Regions from separate parts of the Homo sapiens genome. Here regions 1 and 3 are each linked to region 2. A link is a loop called in an ENCODE intact Hi-C map of the cell type or tissue named here. Cell type or tissue: Calu3. All regions are shown on one strand. Each heading gives the region's core, and the rest is flanking DNA. Links, peaks and the distances in the headings are about the cores only. Region 1 overlaps LINC01284 (long intergenic non-protein coding RNA 1284). Region 2 has its middle 15 kb from the start of EZHIP. Region 3 overlaps NUDT10 (nudix hydrolase 10).

What was found. Hi-C counts contacts between places; a loop is a spot of excess contacts. Peaks named below come from ENCODE experiments on the same cell type or tissue, not always from the same donor. Only the 100,000 strongest peaks of a DNase experiment are listed, where the experiment ranks them.
Region 1: a loop joins it to region 2, with 4 times the contacts of the local background. A loop is called at or near these places in 21 of 110 quality-filtered maps.
Region 3: it touches region 2 in a loop (7-fold over the local background); 57 of 110 quality-filtered maps call a loop at or near these places.

Annotation. Positions count from the first base shown.
Region 1 is chrX:51,142,175-51,148,674 of GRCh38, forward strand. All of the region lies in intron 1 of LINC01284 (long intergenic non-protein coding RNA 1284), which reads right to left. Among named protein-coding and RNA genes, the nearest start is that of LINC01284, 26 kb to the right of the region's middle. In Calu3, for the core only: a CTCF peak has its summit at 2,832 (motif pointing right); a DNase peak (open chromatin) is centred at 2,867.
Region 2 is chrX:51,418,306-51,424,805 of GRCh38, forward strand. No RefSeq gene overlaps it. Among named protein-coding and RNA genes, the nearest start is that of EZHIP, 15 kb to the left of the region's middle. In Calu3, for the core only: no CTCF peak of the experiment used is centred there; a DNase peak (open chromatin) is centred at 2,526.
Region 3 is chrX:51,333,303-51,339,802 of GRCh38, forward strand. It overlaps NUDT10 (nudix hydrolase 10), which reads left to right. Exons shown (of 2, transcript NM_001304963.2): 1 at 1-157; 2 at 2,937-4,223. The coding sequence ends at 2,937. The region is part of intron 4 of LOC105373204 (a long non-coding RNA gene); the gene reads right to left. Among named protein-coding and RNA genes, the nearest start is that of NUDT10, 3.7 kb to the left of the region's middle. In Calu3, for the core only: no CTCF peak of the experiment used is centred there; no DNase peak of the experiment used is centred there.

The DNA.
Region 1 (6,500 bases), core at 593-5,592, 280 kb before region 2:
CAGATAGTATGTTGTTGATATATTAAAATGCTATTGGTTTTTTAATTTTGATTTTGTATCCTGCAACTTTACTGAATTTATCAGTCCATCAGTTTTTTGGTTAGCTGTTTAGTCTTTTCTAAATACATTATGTTATGTGCAAACAAGGACAATTTGACTTCTTCCTTTTCAATGTAGATTTCCTTCATTTCTTTCTCTGGCCTAATTGTTCTTGAAAGGAAGGACTTCCAGTAGTATGTTGAATAAAAGTGGTGAATGTGGATATCTTTGTCTCGTCCCAGATCTTAGAGGAATGGCTTTCAGTTTTTCCCCATTCAGTTTGATGTTAGCTGTGGGTTTGTTACATACGGTCTTCATTGTTTTGGGGTATGTTCCTTCTACACCCAGTTTGTTGAGAGGTTTTACCATGAAGGACCATTGAATTTCATTGAACACATTTTTTTAGCATCAATCAAAATGATCATATGGTTTTTGTCTTTCATTCTGTTGTGATGATATATCAGTAAATGTTAACTGATAACATTTACTGATTTGTGTATGTTGAAACATCTTTGTGTTGCTGGGCTACACCCCACTTTATCATGATGAATCATCTTTTTAATACATTGTTGAATTCAGTTTGCTAGTACTTTGTTGAGGATTTTTGTATCTACATTTATCAGAGATATTGGCACATAGTTTTGTTTTTCTATTGTGTCTTCTTCTGGTTTTGTTTTCAGGGTAATATTGGCCTTGTACAATGAATTTGGTAGTATTTGATTCTCCTTGATTTTTTGGAATAGATTGTGGAGGATTGTTATTAGTTCTTTCTTAAATGTCTGGTAGAATTCAAAGGTGAAGCCATCAGGTCATGGGCTTTTCTTTGATGGGAGATGTTTTATTACAGCTTCTGTATCATTACTTGTTATTAGTCTATTCAGATTTTCAATTTCCTCCTGGTTCAATCTTGGGATTGAATTGTTTTGTTTGTTTCTAGGAATTTATCCATTTTTTCTAGGTTTTCCAAATTGTTGGCATATAGTTGTTCATAATACTCTCAAATGACTTGAATTTCCGTGGCATCAGCAGTAATGTCTCCTTTTCATCGCTGATTTTATTTGGGTAATCTCTGTTTTTTTTCTTAGTCTGTCTGGCTAAAGGTTTCTCAGTTTTGCTTGTCTTTTCAAAAAAAAACCAACTGTTTGTTTCATTGATCTTTTGTATCATATTTTTGGTGTCATATATTTTCTTTGGCTCTGATCTTCATTATTTTTCTACTAATTTGTGGTTTGGCTTTGTTGTTCTTTTTTCTTTCTTCCTTTCTGTCTTCAAAAGGGGAGAAATCATTTTCTCTGGTAGTATGTTTTAATTTTTTGCCTTCTATTTTTTGTGTATCTGTTGTGGGATTTTAATTTGTGGTTACCATGAGATTTGCAAATAACATCTTATAATCCATTATTTTAAACTGATGACTAATTCTCTCTGATTACAAAAAAGAACAAAACAGATAAAACTAAAAAACCCTACACTGTAACTCCATCTCCCAGGCCCACCTTTTAACTGTTTGTTGTCTCTATTTATATTTATTTATACTACCTATCTCTTAAAAAGTTGACATGGTAATTATTTTTGCTAGGTTTGCCTTTTAATCTTTCTACTCAAAATATAAGTAGTATATACATTGCAATTACAGTGTTAGATTTTTCTGTATTTGTCTTTGTACTTACTATTAGCAGCATGTTTTACACCTTCAGATGATTTCTTGTTCATTAATGTCCTTTTCTTGCAGGCTTAAGAACTCTCTTCAGCATTTCTTGTAGTACAGGCCTGGTGATGACACAATCTCTCAGCTTTTGTTTGTCTGAAAAAGTCATTTCTCTTTCATATTTGAAGGATTTTTTTGCTGGATATAATATCCTAGGGTGAAAGGATTTTTTCTTCAGCACTTTGAATATGTCATCCTGCTCCCTCCCGGCCTGTAATGTTTTAGCTCAGAATTCTGCTGCCAGACATATTGGAGCTCCTTTATAGGTTATTTGTTTCTTTTCTCTTACTGCTTTTAGGATCTTTCTTTGACTTTTGAGAGTTTGATTATTAAATACCTTGAGCGAGTCTTATTTTGGTTGGATCTGCTTGGTATGCTATGATTTTATCATACCTGGATATTTATGTCTTGCTCTAGGTTTGAAAAGTTCTCTGTTACTATTTCTTTGAGTAAACTTTTTACCCTGATTTTCCTCTTTATCTCCTCTTTAATGCCAATGACTCTTAGATTGGCTATTTTGTGACTATTCTAGATCTTGTAGACATGTTTTATTATTTTGTATATTTTCCTCCTCCGAGTGTGTTTTTCATATAACCTCTCTTCTCATTCACCCTTTCCTTTGCTTGATCAATTCTGTTGTTGAGAGATTCTAACGCATATTTCAGTTTGTCAGTTGAATTTTTCAGCTCTGTCATTTCTGCTTGATTGTCTTAATTATTTCAATCTCTTTGTTAATTTTCTTTTATAGAATTCTGAAATCATTCTCTGTGTGGTCTTTACATTTTATTGAACTTTCTGAAAACAGCTATTTTGAATTCTCTGCTTGAATGTTCACATATCTCCATCACTCTGGGATGGATCACCGAAGGCTTATTTAATTAGTCTGGTGAGGTCATATTTTCCTGAATGTTCTTGATGCTTTTGGATATTTGTTGATGTCTGGGCATTATGTAGTTAGGTATTCATTCCAATCTCAGCAGTCTGGGCTTATTTGCACCCATTTCTCTTGAGAAGGCATTCCAGGTATTCAAAGAGAATTGAATGTGGTAATCTAAGCCTGTAGTCATTGCAGTCATATTACCACTAGGGGGCTCCCCAAACCCGGTAACCCTGTGACTCTTGCAGACTCCTAGCAGCACCCTCTTGGTGGGCCTGGGTAAGATCAGAGAGAATTCCCTGGGCTATCAAACAAAATCTCTCCCTCTCTTCCCTCTCTTTCTCTCATCAAGAGTCTCTCTCCATGCTGGGCTCCCTGGAGTAGGGGGAAGAGTGATGAAAGCACTCCTGTGGCCACCGCTGCTGGCACTGCACTGAGTCACACCTGAAGCCAGTAAAGTGCTGGGTCTCACTCAAGGCCTGTGGCAACTACTACCCGGCTACCACTGATGTTTATTCAAGTCTCAAGGGCTCTTTAGTCAGCAGTTTGTGAATCCTACCAGGACTGGGTCTGTCCCAACAGGGCAGCAGATTCCCTTCTGGTCCAGAGTAGGTCTAGAAATGCTATTAATATATGATCTATGGCCTGGAATCAGGGGCTTCAGAAATCTTTTAAATTTCTTCAGGAATATTACAGTGGCTGAACTGGCACTGGACCTGCAAGACAACGTCCTCGGGACTCTTCCCTCTGCTTTCCCAAAGCAGAAGGAAACTCTTCTCAAGCTGCACTGCCTGGAGTTTGGGGAGGGCAGACAGGTACTCCCATGGCCACCACAACTGGTGTCTCACTGGGTGATGCGCAACCCAAGTCCACTGCCTCTGAGCCTAGTGCAGCAACAGGGCTTGCCCAAGGACTGCATCCTTGTGGCCTGACTGCCTCTCAAATTTATTCTGAGACCCAGGCCGCTTTAGTCAGCGAGTTGGGGAGCCAGCCAGAATTTGAGTTCCTTCCACTGGGGCTAAGAATTAGCCTCTGGCTGTGGCTGGTCTAGTTGCTTTTTCTGTGGGCACCAGCAGAATTCTGCCGTTTTGTGTTCCACTGTGACAGAGCAGAACTGAATTCCAAAGCAAAGTTCCACAATCACTTCACTCTTTTTCTTCCAAGTATAGATTATCTCTCTGCACGATGCTGCAGGGGCTTGGAGGATGGGTGGTGTATCCAATGCAAAACTATGTTTCTTACCTTCTTAAAACCACATTCCTTGATATTAGATTGGTGCAAAAGTAATTGTGGTTTTTACCATTAAAAGCAATGGCGAAAACCGTGATAATTTTTGCACCAACCAATATTATGTTAAACCAGGTGCTGTAATCACTAACCTGATTTTTTTTGGTTCTTATGATGGTGTTGTCTTGCATGAACAGTCATGTAATTGGTGTTCCTGTGGCAGGGGACAATCACTATAGGGTTCTATTTGGCCATCTTATTCTCGTCCTTCTCTCTTTCTTAGTCTAGCTAGAGGTTTGTCAATTTTGTTTATCTTTTCAAAAGACTAGCTTTTTGTTTTATTGATCTTCTGGGGGTTTTTTTCGTCTCAATTTTATTTATGTTTTGCTCTGATCTTTATATTATTCTTTTCCTTCTAGTAATTTGGAGTTTGGTTGGTTCTTGCTTTCCTAGTTCTTTGAAGTCCATTATTCATTTGTTAATTTGAAGTCTTTCTACTTTTTTGATGTAAGCATTTATTGCTATAAACTTTCCTATTAGTGTTGCTTCTGATGCTTATCATAGCTTTTGATATATTATGTTTCCAATTTTATTTGTTTCAAGAAATTTTTTTAATTTTCTTTTAATTTCTTCATTGACCTTTTGTTTGTTCCAGAGCATGTAATTTAATTTCCATGTATTTGTACATTTTTCAAATTCCTCCTGTTTTTGATTTCCATTTTCATAGTGTTTTGGTCAGAAAAGGTGCTTGATAGGATTTTAATGTTGTTGCACTTACTGAAACTTGTTTTTTGGACTATAATACAGTCTTTCTTTGAGAATGTTTCATGTGCTGATGAGAAGAATGTGAATTCTGTAACAGTTGGATGAAATGTTCTGTAAAAGACAGTTAGATACATTTGGTCTAGAGTGCAGTTTAACTCTGATGTTTCCTTGTCAATTTTCTGTCTGGATGATCTGTCCAACACTGAAAGTCGGGTGTTGAAGTCCCCAACTACTATTGGATTTCAATCTCTCTCTTCCTTTATATTTATTAATATTTACTTTATATATTTGAGTGCTCTGGCATTGAATGCATATATATTTATAATTGTTACATCTTCTTGCTGAACTGACCACTTCATCCTTATATAACAAACTTCTTTGTCACTTTTTACTGTTTTTTACTTGATGTGTATTTTATCTGAGAGCAGCATAGTTACTACTGCTCTTTTTGGGTTTCTATTTTAATGTAATATCTTTTTTCTGTCTCTACACTTCCAGTCTATGTATGTCTTTATAGGTGAAGTAACATTAAGCATATAATTAGGTGCTGGTTTTTATCTATTCAGTCACTCTATGTCTTTTAATTGGAGAATTCAGTCCATTTACATTCAATGTAATTATTGATAAGTAAGGACCTCCTAGTGCCATTTTATTACTTGTTTTCTGGTTGTTTTTTTTTTAACTCCTCTCATCCTTTCTTCTTTTTTAATGTCTTCCTTTATGGTTAGGTGTTTTTCACTGGTGGCATGTTTTAATTCCTTTCTTTTCATTTTAAGTGTTTCTATTATAGAATTTCTGCTTGTGGTTACCATGAGGCTTACAAAAAAAAACTCTATAGCAAGCTATTTTGAACTGATGATAACTTTTATCATAAGGAAAAGAAGCAAACAAACAAAGCAACAACTAAACAATTTTACACTTTAACTCCATCCACCCACAATTACGCTGTTGCCTCAATTATCATCTTTTTATATCATATACTTCTTAATAAAGTATAGTAGTCAACATCAGTTTTGATAAATTTGAGTTTTTAGTCTTTACACTAAAAGTAAGGTCCATTTACATGCCACAATTACAGCATTAGAGTATTCTGAATTTGCCTGTGTACTTACTTTTATCATTGAGTTTTATAGCCTCAGATGATTTTTTCTTGCACATTAGCATCTTTTTCTGGCTAATTGAAAACTCCCTTTAGTATTTCTTGTAACACAGGTCTGGTGGTGATGAATTCCCTCAATTCTTGTTTTTCCTGAACAGTCTTTATCTTTTCTTCATGTTCGAAGGATAGCTTTTCTGGGCACAATATTTTTTTTTTCCCTTTGGTACGTGGAATATGTCATCCCTCTCCCTCTTGGCCTAAAGGGTTTCTGATGAGAAGTCCATTGTCAGAGAAATCAGAACTCCTTCATATGTTATTTGCTTCTTTTGCTGCTTTTAGGATCCTCTCTTTGTCCTTGACCTTTGAGATTTTTCTTATCATATGCCTTGGTATAGGCTTCCTTTGGTTGAACCTGTTTGGTGATACTTGACCTTCCTGTACCTGGATATTTATATGTTTCTCTATGTTTGAAAAGTTTTCTATTATTGTCTCTTTGAATAAACTTTCTACCCCTTGCTCTTTCTCAACTCCCCCTTAAAGGCCTATGACTCTCAGATTTTCTTTTTTGAGGCTATTCTGAACTCATATGCATTCTTCACTTTTGACATTTTTTTCTTTCCTATAAATGTGTATTTTCCACATATCCTGTTTTCATGCTCACTAATTTGCTCTTCAGCTTGATCACTTCTGCTGTTGAGACCCTCCATGTGTTTTTCATTTTGGCTATTGTATTTCTGTTCCAGAATTTGGGTCTTTTAATTATTTAAATATCTTTGTTAAAATTCTCT
Region 2 (6,500 bases), core at 451-5,450:
GCCCGCTCTGGAAGAACCTTCTTCCACTAGCTTCCCCTTGCCTGCCACTCGGCCTGTCTTCTGCACCTTTTTTCCCACCTCTGCTTTATCTTTCACTCCCTCCTTCCTCTTCTACTCTTTGATTTTGAAGGGATTACATTTTCTCTAGACTCATCTGTATGTTTTCTTGTAAAATTCTGTGATAAATTCCCATGATTTTATGTTACCTTGGTATCCATTTCAGTCTTCCTCTAAAACACCCAAACTACTTGAAAAAGCCTAAATTTTCTGTGCTTTGAAATGTAAATTTGTTGCCCTGTTCTCTAAAATTCGGTAAAGGCATCAGCCATGTGGGACAGACAAATGTCAGTTTATTCCATTTACAGAGAAATAGTTTGAATCTAACTGTTCTTTAAACTATGAGTTTTACCTGACTCATAGCTACAGGCTTAGGATTAAAGCTACAAGATCTTTTTTGTCTGTCTGTATTTTCTTTGTGTGTGTGTGTATATGTATATATCTGTATATTGTCTACAGAACCAAATTGGCTTATAAATAAATGAATACTCGTAAATTAAGCAAATAAACGCAAATGCTTTTCAAGTTCATGTGACAGCCATCTTTTGGTGGATGGGACTGGTCTAATATTGTTGGTTTGGTGGCAATGGCTATGTCTTCTGAGTCATTAGAAAAATACGTATATATTTAAATTTAGGGTTCTTTTATACTTATCTGGCATACAGTAATGTAAAATTGTTGACAGAAAATTTTGTTTACGCTAGTGGCTAGATTTTTCTAGTGTCTCATGAAGTCTTCTAGATGTAATTGTTAAGAGTGAATGAATTGAATGGATGTAAATGGGATAAAAGTTTGTAAATGAACTTTTGAAAATGGTTATGTTTCATAATATGTTTACTTGGGAGGACGTTCATTCAATTGAATTAGATCATTTCCAGATAAGATGTAATTCTGAGACATTGGTTACTGAATACGAGTTCAGGCTCATATGCTTTTGGCTTCTTATTTGAAAGAAACAAAAGTCATTTGAGTCTGTTGGTAAATATGTCCTGTTCCATATTAAAAGGATATTCTGTTAGCCTATGTTTCTGGAAATTGTAAAATGTGTATTCATGGATTGTTGGTACATGATTGGCAGTTAAAAATTGCTTAAGTCCCAGGTTTTCACTGAAGATTAGGGTTACTAAGAGTTAACATTTTAATTAATGTGTGTGATTAAACAGACGAGAAATACAGTCTGTATGCAAGTATATGAGGAGAGTAGGATGTATATTTTGGTAAGATAGATTGAAGAGAAAAGAGAATAATTTTGTATAAGAAATAATCTCTTGTGGTAAATTTTTGTCCTAAAGTGACTGATTATTTAAGAAAGAGGAAGTATAGGAGAAAGCAGAAAATCTAAACATGTTATAAATTGTCTAAGCACATTATAATAGGCTTATGAAAAGAAAGTTTATAAAAGGAATTTTCTGTGTGATCAGGTTGGCTATGATTGAAAGGAAAATTTTTATTGGTCTTTCTAAGGATTGAGCTTTGATGTTTAGAAATGCACTGATGCAGAATTTTAAAATCTAATCCCCTGTGTTAGAACAAGATTTTCTTAAAATATTGATTTGCTCTTAGTAAAGTTGCAGGATGTTTTTATTTTTAATTCCAAAATCTCTTCCCTTAACAGCCATCCTTCAAATTATAAACAGTTTTTATTTATGCCACATTTCTTTCTTAGATCTACCTAATTTTCCTAGTTTCAGGTTAGAAATGCAGCTGTCCTTTTTACCCTTGAAAAGCTATATCGTTTTGCTTGGCTGGGGTAATAATCCTCTCCTTCAACCTTTTCATCACCTCCTGTAATTTTTTCTCCAGTTCTAACACGGATGTTATGGCCTGATGCTAAAATGTTTATCTTGAAAGTCTAGAAAGACAATGTTTCCTTCAGTACAACTTGATTCTGTACTTTTGACTTCTGTTGATGTTTCTGAATTGTTCCATGTAATCAGGAAATTTCCCATGCTGTTACTAAAAACCATGTATTCCCCTCTGCTCAAGGTACTAGTTTTCTTGTTTCCATCCCTCTTTAATATAGTGTACACCCATAATCCTGGACACACTTTTCCTGTGTCTGATTAAATTCAGGTACCCTCATTTAGGTCCGTGGGCACAGGCCTGAGGGTGGAGCCCTCACCAGGGACTCCGCCCTTCTCTATCCAGCAGTTCCTTGCCCTACTCCCGCATCACCATCACTGCTTTTTCCAGCATTGTTTCAGTGAAGTTCTGGGAGAAAAGTTTTTAAGTTGTCTGTATTGCTTATATGAATATATGTGAGAAAAGTTTTTAAGTTGTCTGTATTGCTTATATGAATATATGTGCTGCTCTCCTTTTGAATGTTGCTTCTGTACTAGTCATAATTATACTAACCACATGGGTTGCTGTCAACATTCAATATTTGCGTTATTTTGCTGCTTAGTTTTACATCTTTCAGGCCACATTTCAAACTCAGCTCGTTTGTTGTCCCTCCAGCAGTACTTGAGACTGCCACCTAGTGGACGTTTATTTGCTGATCGAGTTTTCTGTTTACAAAATTTTCTCCATTTTCAGGAGCACATTAACAGTACCCCATTCCTCCAGGCTTTATGCATTTTCAGACTCCTTCAGATTGTCCTTCAATAGACTTTCTTTGCTGAACAAAAGATGCTCAGTCATGTGGACGCCCAGTTGCGGGGATTTCACCGGTGAATTCCAGGTATTATAACTGGCAAACCAGTGAGGTACAGAAAGGCTTGTTGGGGAGACATTCCAGCTCCCCAGCTGGCAGCAGGGGCCATCTTGGTCGTGCCTGGAGATGTCCAGTGTCGGTGAGACTTAGGATGGTGCATGGCAAATGCTCATTACCTCCTAGGGCTTCAGTTTTATGGGGATTCAAGGGGACTCCCTGGACCCCACCATGGTCCAGCTTTGCTCTTAGGGACACCCATGGCCTCCTGGATTTCAATATATGTTTCAAGCAGAACCCCTTATTCCCTTAGGTTTAGTCCTATCCTCTCTGTTGGGATTAGCAGGGTCAGCTATGGGAGTTGGAGCCTTGGGAAGCCAGCATAAACTGTCTCAGGAGACTGCAGCGGCCCTCCAACAAACAGCAAAGGACCTAACTAGGCTTCAACAACAGCTAGACTCCCTGGTGCTATAGTCCTACAGAATCAAAGAGCCTTAGATCTCCTCACAGCTAAATAAGGAAGAATATTTTTGTATCTAAGAGAAAAATGCCATTTTTATATCAACCTGTCTGGTCTGGTCCAAGAAAATATTAAAAATATTATTTTCCAGGCAGACAAAATTGAATCTTTAGGAACTTCTGTGGAAACTTAGAAGCAATGGCTATTATCTGCCCTGCTTCCCTTAATATAAGTGGCAATTATTACCATACTTTTAGCCTTAACTTTTGGGCTAACTTTGTTTAAAATTCTAACTGATTTCTTGCTCTCTAGCTTACAGCAATTCCAGGACCACATGATGGTTTTGCAAAGCTTCCAACCTTTAGCTGCTAATGAGCTATCTCATTTCTTGTCCACTGGTCCCATGAATGACATGGCTTACACTCCATTAGATCAGGCAAGAAGAGACTTTAGGGCCCAGCTAGGCAGGGACAATGTTGCACTGAGCAGGAAGCAGTTTCAGAAAAAATTACCTAGCCCCTCAACCTCCCATATGATTATGGGCCCTAAAATCTCTTAGGTGGGGAATTGAGGCAGGATAGGTGGTCAAGGAAGTGACCATGTCCTCGGGATGCAGCAACCATGGCGACCATACAGTCAACACAATAAGCCCCAGCATTCGCATTGTAGTTAAGTTCATTCAAGCAAAGCTATCTCCAGTAGGGACTTTCCCGTCTAGAGAGGATGTGCATTTTGATTTTGCCTGTCCTCAAACTGACCCTTTGTTCATTATAATAGTAAATAAATACACCCCTGGGTGGAGATTTAAGATGCTAATGAGACATGTGACCTATGAACAAGCATGTACAGCTACTGTGCATATACATTCAGAGGACCACCCAGAACATGCTTACTAGTAACATGTCTTCCCACTTCCTTATGAATAATCATGTAAGACTCCCAGAAAGGGAGTTTCCCCAGTAGTAATCAGCACTGTCTCATCCTTATGAGCAGCCCACCCTGAATTCTCTCTGTCTCAGGGTGTACTCTCTATTCTGCACTTAACTTTCAAAATATTATTTTTCCTTTGCAATAAATTTCTCTATCTTGTGTCTCCTCTTCTGTGTGTCTCTTGTTTAAATTATTTTAAACTAAGAAGACAAGAACCAAGGTCTCACAACAGCCATCAACAGTACCAAATCCATAAACCCCAAGGATTTTTTTCTGACAACTGTGATTTTAGCTTCTCTCTGGACTACAGCTAATTTGTAGTATAACTATGGGCTATATATTTTGAAGATATGGCATAATGCTATTTCCCATTAATGGAAGCTTCCAAGTCAAGGGAAACTTCAAATCTGGTCACACAGATTACAGTAATTTCACTATTGCAATTCTATTTATAATCAACATAATTGTATTTACTATAGTAGTAAAGGTAGAGTTGTTTTTATGACTTAATTTTCCTTTTTATATTTTCTGTCCAAGATCATGAGTCATTTGAAACTGTATTAGAGCCTCAATTCACCATGTAAAGTAATGCAAATGGTGTATTCTTTCCAGCTGTAGTTCACATGTCAGCAAAGGACACAAATGGAAAGTATCTTAACTCCTTCCTTCAACACTTGCTGCACCAGGTGTTACAGGAACAGTGATAAAACAGACAAAAAGCTCACAGGAATAGAGAGAGAAAAAGACAGGTACACAATGACAACACAGTTTGATCAATGTTATACAGAGATAGATACTGGGATGAAGAATCACAGAAAGTGGGTATTTTCCCTTGTCTGGTGGATCAGTAAAGACAGCCTAAAGGAAGATATATGTCCCTAAATTTTGTAATATGAGAAAGGCTTAACTAGAGATGCAGCAGAAGATATTTCTAACAAAGAGAATAGCCGTTGCTGGAAAATTCAGAGTGGTTTGTTTAAATTAGTGATTCCCAATCAGGGAAAATTTTGCCCTCCCCCTTCAGGGACATTTGGTAACAGCTGGAAATATTTTTGATTGTCACAACTGGGATTTTCCTACTAGTATCTAGTAGGTAGAGGAGCCAGGGGTGCTGCTAAATCCCACAATAAAGAATTATCTGGCCCAAAACGTCTATAGTACCCAAATTGAGAAATCCTGGTTTAAATAGATCATGAATCAGTGACAGAAATGTTTCCATTACTACCCACACAAGATTGAGTGATATGGAGTCATTCTGCAGATACTGGATTCAATATAATAATATGATTTTCCATAATAAATAGGAATTACTCATTTATTGAGGCCTTAATTGTGTCAAAATAAAAAACTGTACTTGACAGAATATTATATACTCAATATTATATGCTCTGCAGGGACATATCATGCAGTTTTACTTTGAAAAGTAGTTCATCAAACACTTTGCCAGGTAAGATATAGAGACAACAGATGACCACAAGAAAAGATGATTCAACATCTTTAAGTCATTAGGGAAATTCTAATTAAAATCACAATGAGATAGCGCTACACACCCACTAGGATGACTAAAATTAACAAGTGGCCATACTAAGTGTGACAAGGATATGGGATAATTGGAACTCTCATATACTGCTAGTGGGAATGTAGAATTATACAACCACTTTGGAAAATAATTTGGTCATTTTGTAAAAATTATTTACATAGGTGATTATCCAGAAATATAAAAGCATCTGCCCATGCAAAGATTTGTTCATGATTATTCTAATAGCAGCTTTATTTGAAATAGCCAAAAGTTAAAAGCAATCCAAATGTTTATCAATGGCAAATGGATAAACAAACTCGTATATTCTTAAAATGAAATACTACTCAGTAATTAAATGTATTGAACTACTGATACATGCAAAAACATAAAAGAATCTCAAAATGATTCTGCTGAGTGAAAGAAACAAGACAGAGTACATACTATATGATTCTATTTACATAAAATTTTAGAAAATGCAAACTATAGTGTCATAAAGCATATTAATTGTTACCTGCAAATGAAGGGGCAGGGAAGGTGGGAGGAAAAGACTATAAAAGGGCATGAAGAACATATTGGGTATGATGGATATGTTTATTATCTTGATGATGGTGATGGCTTCATATATCAAAATTCATCAAATTGTATACTCAAAATGTGTATCATTTATTATATGTAAATTGCAACTCAACAGAATTGTTAAAAATGTGGTTCATAATATTACCAAGCAGTTTGAACAGCTTATAAGTTAACATTTTTCTCTAATCACTATTAACTTCTTTTTCAATGGATACATAAAGATGTACAATTTTAGGGTACATGTGATATTTTGATACATTCATATTATGTATAAAGATTAAATCAGGGTAATTGAGATATCCATCACC
Region 3 (6,500 bases), core at 858-5,857, 85 kb before region 2:
TTGGGAGGAAGCGAGAGTGGTTCAAAGTCGAAGATGCCATCAAGGTTCTCCAGTGCCACAAGCCCGTGCACGCCGAATATCTGGAGAAACTAAAGCTGGGCGGTTCCCCAACCAATGGAAACTCCATGGCCCCATCCTCGCCAGATAGCGATCCCTAGTATGTACCGCTTGCGCCCGCACAGACTTCTGTTTGTCTGCCTTGCTTAAAATGCATCCCGCCTGGAGCACCTCTCGTACCATGTGCGGTCTCATGGGCAGGAGGGAGGCTTTTGTTTCCTTGGCAGACCCTCTGAATCACGCTTGCAAACTGTTGCCAGGCCCTGTTTTCAGTTGGCACGTTTTTCAGTTGCTTTCAAAATCGCTTCTTGGTTACCCTGTAAAATGTTTCGGAGAAGCCTATGCCGCTTGGGGTTTTAGGTGCTGTAACTGTTCACCCTGCTTTTGGGCGGGGGGGGGGGGGGTGGGGGGCGAGGGGTGGGCGGGGAGTGTGTGTGTCTGCCTGTGCGCCCTGTGATGTTTTTGGTTCTTTTATATTTCACACATATTCGTGGGTGCGTGCACATTTTTGATACCAGCCTTGTGGTTTGTTTGGTAGTGGAGGCCTTTAAAGTCTGACCAGCTTGGTTGTGTGGCATCTTTTAGTATTTTTTTCCCTTGAGTTGTTTTCTCCTTCACAGCGTTCGCCCTTGTTGTCAGGGAGGCCTTCTGTGGTGGGAGTTGGTTTAAAAAATCAGTTTTGAATTCGTAAAAACATTAGGAAATCCTACATCTTGTGCTCTTTCTGCACTCGACAGTCGCTCTAGCCTCTGAAGTGGTATCTCATTTGCCCCTTTCAGAAATTTCTTTTTCTATTTCTATGTAGGTCATTTGGTTTTCAAAAAATTTTCACAAGTAATTTTTCACTGCTGACTTTAAATCGCTATTTCCCATGTAGATTAACCTTACTGAATAGATGCTGCTGGGGATCTGCTAGCCAAACGCATCTGATCAGAAAAACTGTATTCACAGAATTTGATTTCCCATACTCAACTTCCAACTCCCATTGCCCCTTACTGGATACCATAGAAGAACCATGGTTCTCTGGATTTAAGTTTGTTTTTGAAAGAAAGTGGTTTCCATTCCATATTTGAATGTAGTGACATTCCGCTTAACCTCCCTGACTCCCAGTAACCACAGGAATGGAATCTTTTGTGGTGATTACATCCCAACAGAGTTAGCTCTAGCGATGTTCAGCTGGTACAGAATTGTCAAACTATTAGGATTCCTGAACAATCTCTCAATGATAGAGAGTAATTGTTTTGTCTCACAGTACCACCTTTTCTGGGTGCCAAATTAAAAGCTCTCACGTTTGCCTCAGTACTTGCTTGAAGTCAGGAATCCCATCTAGAATAGCTAAATCTCTCTTCTGGACCTTCCGCTGTTCCCCCAGCCATGTCTGACATTAGGTAGAAGGAAAACCTATTTTGTGAAGAGGGTATTCGAATGAAAAGATCATTCCTAATTTCTAGAGCAACCTAGACTATGTCATATCTCTTAAACATTATTGACAGGTATTGGGGTCCCTTAACTTTTTTTTTTGAGATGGAGTCTTGTTCTATGGGTCACTGTTACGCACTTTCTATTAAGAAATTTTGGGTTTCGCTATGTAAATTCTAGGTTCCTCTTCTGGATTTCATCTCCCATGACAGTTGAGGAAATGTCTAGTTTTTGAAGAGAGTATGGGTGGGGGCTGGGGGACCGGGCGCGGTGGCTCACGCCTGTAATCCCAGCACTTTGGAAGGCCGAGGCGGGCAGATAACGAGGTTAGGAGATCAAGATCAGCCTGGCCAGCATGGTGAAACCCCGTCTCTACTAAAAATACAAAAACTAGCTGGGCATCGTGGTGTGCGCCTGTAATCCCAGCTACTCGGGAGGCTGAGGTAGGAGAATCGCTTGATCCCGGGAGGCGGAGGTTGCAGCGAGCCGAGATCGTGCCACTGCACTCCAGCCTGGGCGACCGTCTCAAAAAAAAAAAAAAAAAAAAAAGACTGATTTTCCCCCTCGTCCCTGTCCCCCAATGGACAAGTGCCTACTTTTTCTTATTCTAAAAAAAATTTGAAGACGACATGTTGGAGTAAAGGTAAGTTTGGTTGCTTGATACAGAATTTGCTCTGGATGGTTAACATATTTTCTAAGAAACCTATGTTCTGTTGATCAGGTCACCTTTGAAAGAAGTAACCCTGAAAGGGGTGAAAGGTGGCCATAAATATTTTTAAGTCCTGTAGAAAATTGATAAAAATTGAAGTGTGTATGTGTAAGAGCTTGTAAAGAAACAGCAACATTAGAGGGCCCTTGTGGGATAGATGGTTTAAAGGGCTCTGATGCTGGAGCTGCTCCTTGTCTCACTTGCCTTTAAGTGGAGTTCAATTGTAAGAAAAAGCATGTCCTCCCTCCATAGTTGTTGACTGGGAAAAGGGAGATTAGAGCTTACAGCACTAACAGCTGGCCAGAGTTTTATTTTTCAGAGTTCCTTTTGTGGAAGCATCAGTCAAAACAAATATTCTCAGCATCATTCTTGTATTGCAATCATCTTTCTGAATGACTGTTGGCCTATTAGAATATGGACTTTTTGAGGACTAGGACCCAGACTGAATCCTCCCCCATATCCTCAGAGCCTAGAACAGTGCCTGAAATTTGGAGACATTTGTCTTTGATCCACAGATTAGAAATGTCTACAAGTGTATTCCCGATTTCTGAGCTTCATAATGTACCTGGGACAATCTGTTATTCCCTCAGGCTCTCATCTGGCCTCACAGTGAAACTGCATTCGATAATTCACTGAAGGCTTTTCCAATTCAAAATGGTTGATGAGCCATAGTAGGTGCTCAATAAGTATTTGTTGATTAGAGGAATGGATGAACCAATAAAACCCTATTAATAAGAATTTTTCTTTTTAGGTGAATGGCATAGATGTTGTTCAGATTTACTTTGAAAGAATCAAGTATGTGAATGGATGGATGAATGGAATTGTGAAGCACAGATGAGCTCTTTCACACTCCAAGGACACAGCTCATCCTATGCTTTTGGACACTTCTTCCCTGTTTATTACAATGACTATTCTCCAGGTTGTTGCACTACCGCTGTATCTGTACATAATTCTAACTTGGCACCTGTGGCCTTTTTTGTGCTCTTATGTGTCTGTATTTCCCGGCAGAGTATACGCCCTTGAATGCCAGGAACTTGTTTCCTTAGTCTTTTTTATATATCTAGCATATAAGATATTGCTTAGAATATGGTAGACATCACTGAAGATTTGTTTCAGTAGTTCATATTTTGTAATGATACTGAATGGTTAAACAATCCCTTTCTAATCTGTCTAGCATATATGTGACTTTTGTTTATCAAGTGTCACACAACTGCTTCAAGGCAGCTGTGAGATACTAGAAAGCAAAAATTCTTACTCCTATGTCTGTGTCATCCCAGATGTGTGCCTCCAGATGGCAGTATACTACACTATCTGTAAAATATATTTGCAAAGCCAGGCACAGTGTTACGCGTCTGCCTCAGGAGGCTGAGGCAGAAGAATAGCTTGAGCCCAGGAGCTTTAGTCTAGCCTGAGCAATATAATGAGACTCCGTCTCTTAAAATATTTGCCCAAACATTGAACCTAAATTTGACCATGCCCCTAGAAATAATTCCTAATCTTTAGAAAATAGGGCAGAGAAACATTATTTTACACCATGGAGATGAGATCAGCAGAATCCAGACTATAAGAAACTACAGGACACATGACCTAGTTTCTTCTGTAAATAACTTGCAAGGATGAAAGATGGAGGATGAACCTATAGATTTAAAGAGACTTAAGAGACATATTAACCAATTGTTAATTGGATCTTATTTGAATTGTGATTTGACCGAACTGTAAAACGAATACATTTATGAGACAATCGGGGTAATTTGAACATTGGTGGGGTATTTGGTATTAGAATAATGGTTTTATCATTATGTTAGAAAGAAGGGTCCTCATCTACATTCTCAAACATCTGTGGCTGATATGATATGATTCTTGGAATTTGCTTCAAAATAATAAGTCTGGATGTTAAGTGCATTGGAAATATTGATGAAACGAAATTGGCCTTGATAATTGTTGAAGCTGGGTGATGGCTAAAATGATGGTTCATTATATATGTTCATCTCTATTTTTGTATGTTTGGCATTTTCCGTAATAAAGTTTATAAAAATAATTACTGGAGTTATTCTTATTAAGCCTAATATATAAGGTAGAAAAAAAGGAAAATATTTAGATTGTTTAAAAAAGGTTGGCTGTGGCATACCGCTTCTGGCCCAAGGGGTCAAATGCCCAAAAAGAGAAGGGAGAAATACCCTGGAGTGGCTAGCAGTTCCCTTGCTGTAGACCAATGTTAGCAGTTTTTTCTTTTAATTTGGCCCATTGAAATAGGAAAAGCTAGATTCTTATTTATTCATACTAGAAAATAAGAATGGATTCTTATATGCTGTTGAGCAGGGGTTTTGATAACACCTACATACCAGTTCATACAAATGTGAAAAATCAAAGAGGTGGAGTCTCCAAGGAGAAAGTTTATGGAATTTTATAAAAATCTACATAAGCCACTTTTTGAATAGTTTTTAAGGGAACAATAGCTGTAAACTTGTTAGCTGCACATAATTAAGTTTAAAGTTATATTTGAAGGTAGGTAAAAAAGGAAATTAAGCAGTTAACATTCCTGACTTCAGTGGACCATTTTGCATTTCACAGATTGCAGATACTCCTTCAGTTCTGGACTGTGCTTAAATTTCTGCAAAGGCTAAAATTCTGTAAAGGCTGTGCTTACATCAACAAACATGGTGTCTGTCCTGATGTTTTTGTGAGTCAAGAAGGAACAGGCAGAAAGTGAGAAGAGTATTAAAGGTCCCTCCTAGGGAAGATGAATTCCTTCCTAAGTGTGAAGTACTGAAGCTGAAGCTGCCCCTTCTACTTCTGTTCTTTAAGTGTGTTCCAATCCCAAGAGCAAGCAACTCCCCAGAACCAACTGTTACTGGGAAAAGGGGAGGTGAAAAGTTTACCTTAGAGCCCTTTACCAGTCATAGCTGGACAGAGCTTTCAGTTCCAAGATTCCCCTGTGAGAAGGCACCATGATATACCAGAAAAACTTTCATCAAGTTTTCCCTGGAAATTGTTTTCTAATTTGAGTCTACTCTGATTGTAGCAGATTTTTTTTTTTTTTGAGATGGAGTCTTGCTCTGTCACCCAGGCTAGAGTGCAGTGGCACGATCTTGGCTCACTGCAAGCTCCGCCTCCCGGGTTCACACCATTCTCCTGCCTCAGCCTCCCAAGTAGCTGGGACTACAGGCGCCCACCACCACGCCCGGCTAATTTTTTGTATTTTTAGTAGAGACGGGGTTTCACGGTGTTAGCCAGGATGGTCTCAATCTCCTGACCTCGTGATCTGCCCGTCTCGGCCTCCCAAAGTGCTGGGATTACAGGCGTGAGACACCGCGCCCGGCCAGCAGATTTTTTTTTAAGTTTAGAGGCAAGCAGAGCCAGGGAAGCTGTAGTTTGGTGGATGTAAATTAAAACAATTTAGTGATTCGGAATCCAACAAGCTATAGCTCAAAACTGTCTTGACCAGAGGCTGTATGGCCTCTGCCAGATTAGTTTACCTCTCTAATTTTCAATTTTCTCATCTGTAAATTTGCGGTAATTACAGTCCCTACTTTTGTAAATCACTGCTTCTGAGAAGCCCTTCTTGATATTTTTTGAAATAGTTCTTTTTTCATACAGATGGGCTCTTGCTCTGTTGCCCTAACAGGAGTGCAGTGGCATGATCATAGCTCATTGCAGCCTCAAATTCCTGGGCTCGAGAGATCCCCCTGCCTTAGCCTCTAGAGTAACTGGGACTACAGATGTGTACCACCACACTTGGCTATTTTTTCAGTTTTTGTAGAGATGGAGTCTCGCCATGTTGCCCAGGCTGGTCTCAAACTCTGGGGCTCTAGCCATCTACTTGGCTTGGCCTCCCAAAGTGCTGGGATTACAGGTGTGAGCTACCATGCCCAGCCCTGTTTTGTCATAGTTCTTATCAAAAGTATACTTATTAGCCTGAATGTCTCTGTCTTCTTAATTCTGAGGTCCACTAGCTTTGAGAGCCAGACTGGGTTGTCTCTGTGTCCTGAGTCGGGCACAGAGCCTGGAATATGGCATCCCACAGATGTTCCTAACATGTTTATTATATAAATGGTTGCCACACCTCCTACTTGTGAAAAACACATAGCTATTATTTTGCCAGGTATTTGTTTACCTGAAAATATGAAAAATGAGATACCGTAAGACTGTGATCTCTGATCAAGTTTCTCTTTTAAGTTTCCCTTTATTGGGAAGAATATTTCATCTATAAACCATGCCTTTATTTTTCAGGATTTTCCAGTACCAATATATTCCTGACTTCTTAGCTTCATAAAGGACTGTGTGATATTCCCTTAGGTGCTAAATTGGCCCACAG